Regions from separate parts of the Homo sapiens genome. Here region 2 is linked to region 1. A link is a contact called in ENCODE Hi-C data. All regions are on one chromosome and are shown on one strand. The core of a region is the stretch at or near the end of the contact, and the rest is flanking DNA. Distances in the headings are between cores, read along the strand shown.

Region 1 (2,514 bases), core at 5-2,504:
CAGATCCTTACGTGCTCTGAAAAGAACCTCTTTGAGAACGAGGCTACAATCTTCCGCGCTTCTAACCCAGCTTTTTGCCGAACTTTATACTCTTCCAACCAATTGACGTAGTCGGTGGGGCTGTAGTGTTTCATAAGGGAAGGCCACCTACGAGGAGAGAAACACCCCCTCAGCTTAACAGAAACTCAAAGGCAGGCGGCCACGAATCCAAGGCAGCCTTGGAAACAGGGACAGCAGTGGCGTCCAGTGGTAAGAGGGACCCCGGCGAGAGACCTAGTTCAAAACCCCACCAGCATTCACTCACTCACTCCCGGTGTGACCTTGGCGTAGCGGCATGAATGATGTCTCCATTCCCCATCTCTAAAATGGGGACAGTTGTAACAACAACAACAATAATAATAATGACAATGACAGTGAGCACTGATTGAGCGCCTCCTAGGAGCCGGGGCCCTGCGTGCGTGCCTCCCGGACATCATCTAATTTAATAAACACGGTGAAAGGTAGGTCTAATGATCACCACCACTCAAAGTCTATGAACGAGGCTCAAAAAAAGGGAAGTCGCTCCCCCCAAGGTCACAGAGGGAGTGTGCAGGGCCAGATTTCATCCTGGGGCCACGCTGAAATCTGTGCCGTCCACAACCAGCCCGGGGATGCTGCGCCCGCCCGATCGATGCATCACTGGGTCCATGTAAACATTTCAGCCCGAAGTCGGGCACAAAAGAAGCGCGCAAAAGGGACGAGCCGCGCCGCCGCCAGCGTCACCCTTGACGGAGGACCCGGCTGCGAGGCGCTCCTAGATGCGCCATTTGGGGACCCGGGGGTCCGCCTGGCGTGGCCCCGCAGGGTCCGGGGCCTGGAGGCCTTTGTCTGTCTGTCCGCGGGAAGGGGTCCGGGGTGGGGTCCGCGCGCGGGGCGGCCGCGGGGAGCTAGCGGGGCGGCTGCCCGGCCCCGGGGGGCGCGGGGCGGTGGGCGCGCAGCCGGGGCGCGGGGCCGCTGGCTCACCTCACCCGGAACTGCTCCTTCCACACCTTCCCGCTGCTCTGGCACAGCTCGCGCAGCCGCCGGCAGGTGCTGGAGACACGGCCGATGTCGGCGGCCGTCAGCGAGCCGCAGCACAGGATGTACTCCAGCACCTCACCCGGCAGGTTGACGAGGCAGCTGAGGCCCGCTACCTCCGGCGCGGCCTCCTCCGCCAGCGCCGGCACCACCTCCATCGCGCTGTCGACTGCTGCCGCCGCCATCTTGTCCGCGTACCTGGGGCCGCCGCGCGCGCGCGTGCGAGAGTGCCCGGGCGCCCCGCCTGGCCCCGCCTACTGGTCTTGGGGGCGAGTCCTGAGATCGCTCCGCCCATCCGCGGGCCACACCTCCCCTGCATCGGCTGGGGGCTGCGCGGGTGGCAGCGCCGCAAAAGGGAGGACATAATTGGGCTCTGTGCTTGGAGCCGGCAGCGCAAGCCGCCTCTAGTCCGGGACAACAATAGTAGCACTGATTCTTTTAAACGTAATTAATGTTTAAAATTAACAAATAAAAATGGTATCTATTCTCACGCGTGCTGAGCGCTTTCTGTGCGCATTGGACCTTTCCGAATTACCCTGCGAACTTTCTCCCCATATTACAGATGGGGAAACAGGTTCGGAGAGTGAGAGGGCTTGCTCAGGATCCCTTGTCTTGGATTTTTTTTCCCCCTTTGGGAAGGAGTCTTGCTCTCACCCAGGCTGGAGGGCAGTGGCGCTATCTCGGCTCACTGCAACCTCTGCCTCCTGGGTTCAAGCGATTCTCCTGCCTCAGCCTCCCGTGCGGATGGGATTACAGGCGCGCGCCACCACCCAGGTTGGAGTGCAGTGGCCGTGATCTCGGCTCACTGCAACTTCCACCTCCCTGGTTCAAGCAATTATCCTGCGTCAGCCTCCCGAGTAGCTGGGATTACAGGCGCCCGCCACCACAGCCAGCTAATTTTTGTATTTTTAGTAGAGACAGGGTTTCACCATGTTGGTCAGGCTGGTCTCGAACTCCTGACCTCAAATGATCCACCCACCTCGGCCTCCCAAAGTGCTGGGATTACAGGCGTGAGCCACCGCGCCCAGCCCCTTGTCTTGGATTCTATTTCAGATCCACTTGACTTTTGCTTGTCAGTAATCTTAACCATATGATGTAATAATAACAATATTCTTGAGTGGGTGCTATGGGAAGCCCTCTATGATGGTGTAGGGGAGTAATAATAATCCTCAAATGTGTGCCCTGATTTTAGGCTAATAGAGGGCAGGCAGAGAGCTCTCCTGTACTGGTTTCTTAATTGTTTCCAGCTCAACAATCCTTCATATTTGGGGAGCATAGTCTGACCTCCCACAATAGGTACCACAGTTATACCTATTCTACAGAAAAGGCAAAGTTCTTCCAGGTGGCAGTCACTGGTTCAAAGTTACAGAGACAAAAGTGCTAAAGCCTGGATTTGAGTCTTCAAAGCGGGAGTTATCACTCAGGATTGGGAGGGTAGTCTCAGGATCTGCACATTAA
Region 2 (2,514 bases), core at 6-2,505, 7.8 Mb after region 1:
AGGGATTTCTCCATGTTGGTCAAGCTGGTCTCGAACTCCCGACCTCAGGTCACCCGCCTCAGCCTCCCAAAGTGCTGGAATCACAGGCGTTAACCACCGCACCCGACCTACAAAAAAGTTTTTAAAAAGATAAACAATACAGGAAAAAATGTGCAAAGGATATGAATAGGTAATTCACAGAGAAGTAATTCAAATGGCCAATAAATCTATGAAAATCTTACTAGGAATCCAGAAAATGTAAATTCAAAAATAAGAGCATTTTGTATTCTTTGGATTGGCAAAAATTGAGTTTTATTTTCTTGGTTGTCTAAAAAAAATGTTGGTTAGACTTGATTTGTTTGATTTAGGATGCAAACAGGGTCCTTGCATTGCATGGGTTATTATGGCTCTTAAGTCTTTAAAACCAATTATCCTCCTCTTCGCTCACCTTTTATACCAATTATTTATTGAACAAACTGGGTCGTTTGTTTGGTAGAATGCCCCACATGCTGGAGTTGGTTGGTTGCTTCTGCTGCTTCTAAGTTTTCCTTATCTGCCATATTTCCTGTAAACTGTAGGTTTGATCTAGAGGCCCCATCAGGTTCATGCTCAACTTGTCTTGGCAAGAATCCATCGCAGGTGGCGCTGGTACTTCCTGGCACTAAGATCGATTGGCGGGACCGGGACTTCGCGGCTTAGCCCCTCCATTTTCAAGTTCCCCGCCAAACCCTCCCCTCTTGGTTGTACCCATTTCTGATGATCATCGCGTGAATCCATCATTCTATTGAGGGGTGCCAAATAATTTTCGGATTCTCTCATTCATCCTCATGTATTAGCTGGACTTTGTAAAAGAAAGTCCCTCCCCAACTATTTTGGGGCTCTGAAATACAGTTCATTCAGGAAGGGCAGGAGGATGCCTGATGCTTTCTTGTTATTTAAAATTTTCAGGATGAATGAGCTGATGCCCACGAGGGCGAATTTTGGGGTACCATTATAATACATTCAGGGAGATTACATATATGTCTATTTCATGTTTTTCAATCAGTTGCAGTCACTTTCCTGGTTGAAGCTGTTGCAAGTTTTACAGGCACGGGTTGCTTTTCCACGGATAAGTTAAAAAAGAGAATTTTTTTTTAAATGATGAGAAGCCGCACCGGGTCGGGGCAGGCTTCCGGGAGGCGGGCGCGGGGCCCCGGGGCCGGGTCGCGTTGGTCCCGCGCCGGGGGCGGGGCGCGGCGTGGGCTGGGCCGTGCGCCTTTGCGCGCGGGGCGGGGCAGGTGGCGCAGCAGCGGCGGCGGCGGCTGTGGGTAAAGGCGCGGCGCGCGGCCCCCGAGCGCGCCAACCTTGCCCTAGCCGGAGCCCGCTGCGGCCCAGCGCACGGCCCTCACCCCGCATCGCGACCCCGCGCCCCGCCGGCCGAGCATGGGCGCGCGCGCCTCAGGCGGGCCCCTGGCCCGGGCCGGGCTCCTGCTGCTGCTGCTGCTGCTGCTGCTGCTCGGGCTGCTGGCCCCGGGCGCGCAGGGGGCGCGGGGCCGCGGCGGCGCGGAGAAGAACAGCTACCGCCGCACGGTCAACACCTTCTCCCAGAGCGTCAGCAGCCTGTTCGGCGAGGACAACGTGCGCGCCGCTCAGAAGGTGGGCGCCGGGCCCGCGCCCGCGGTCACCTTGCCCCGGTCGCCACGCACCTGGCTACCGGGGCCGACCTGGGAGGAGCGCGGCCTCCGGGGCTGCCCGCCCGGCCAGCGCGCGGGAAGAGGGGGTCCGGCCTGCGCCTCGGGGCCTGCCGCCTGCGGCCCCCGCCGGGCCTGACCAGTGCGGGTCTGGGCGGCCGGGCCTCGGGGCGCCCTCTCCTCTGCGCCGCGCTTCTCCTTGGACCTTGCCTCCGCGGTCGGCGCAGCCAGAGTCTCTCCCGGCTGCGCTGACGCCTGCCGCGCGTCTCATTCATTCATTCACCGCGTTTGAATGGCTCCTACTGTGAGCCAGGCAGCACACTGGCGCTCTCGGTCCCCACGCGGCTGCGCCCTCCCCAGCTACCCCGGGTTTGTCCTAGCCTCGCATCCCGACCCACTTCCCCTGGGACCTTCTGCCCCACTCCTCCTCCTGCTTTGAAGATACTTGGAGTTGTTTTTACTTTACAGGAAAAGAAGGGAGCAATGCGATTTGCTCGGTGGCTTTGGGAAACCGAGCACCTACTGTGTGCGGGGCCTTTCGCGTGGAGCCTTTTGTTTAGTTTGGGGAGGTCCCGGATCCTGCAGCCTCCTGGGAAGGGTGTTGAGTCCCAGGAGGATCGCAGGGGGTTTTCCCCAATTCCTGCTCTCTGGAGCTAGGTGCGATAGGGGTGCCATTCCGGGCCGAAGTCCGCCGACTAGCTCTTGAGAAGGAGGAAGTTACTGGGGACAGTTGTGTGTGGTATTGCGGTTCCTTTGCTGTTCCCTGGGGAGGAGGGGGCTCTTGCTTGCCGCCAGCCTTCCTGGGGTTTTGGAGTCAGAGAAGTTTGGGTTCAAGTTGGAGCTCTACCAGTTGGATGACTTTGGG

Evidence for each region. A loop is a pair of places that touch in the nucleus more often than their neighbours do. Pooled maps may share reads with other maps.
Region 2: a pooled map shows a loop between it and region 1 (10-fold over the local background). The contact joins the promoter of BRI3BP here to the promoter of FBXO21 in region 1. A Hi-C loop is called at or near these places in 3 of 50 pooled maps.

What each region holds. Positions count from the first base shown.
Region 1 is chr12:117,189,216-117,191,729 of GRCh38, forward strand. FBXO21 (F-box protein 21) reads right to left here and starts at 1,255. Exons shown (of 12, transcript NM_015002.3): 1 at 1,003-1,255; 2 at 12-147. The coding sequence starts at 1,241. RefSeq lists an enhancer at 382-471 and silencers at 942-991, 1,272-1,371, 1,412-1,471.
Region 2 is chr12:124,992,390-124,994,903 of GRCh38, forward strand. It overlaps BRI3BP (BRI3 binding protein), which reads left to right and starts at 1,256. Exons shown (of 3, transcript NM_080626.6): 1 at 1,256-1,614. The coding sequence starts at 1,402. RefSeq lists enhancers at 1-326, 2,046-2,135 and silencers at 1,086-1,405, 1,426-1,475, 1,576-1,625, 1,636-1,885, 1,896-1,955.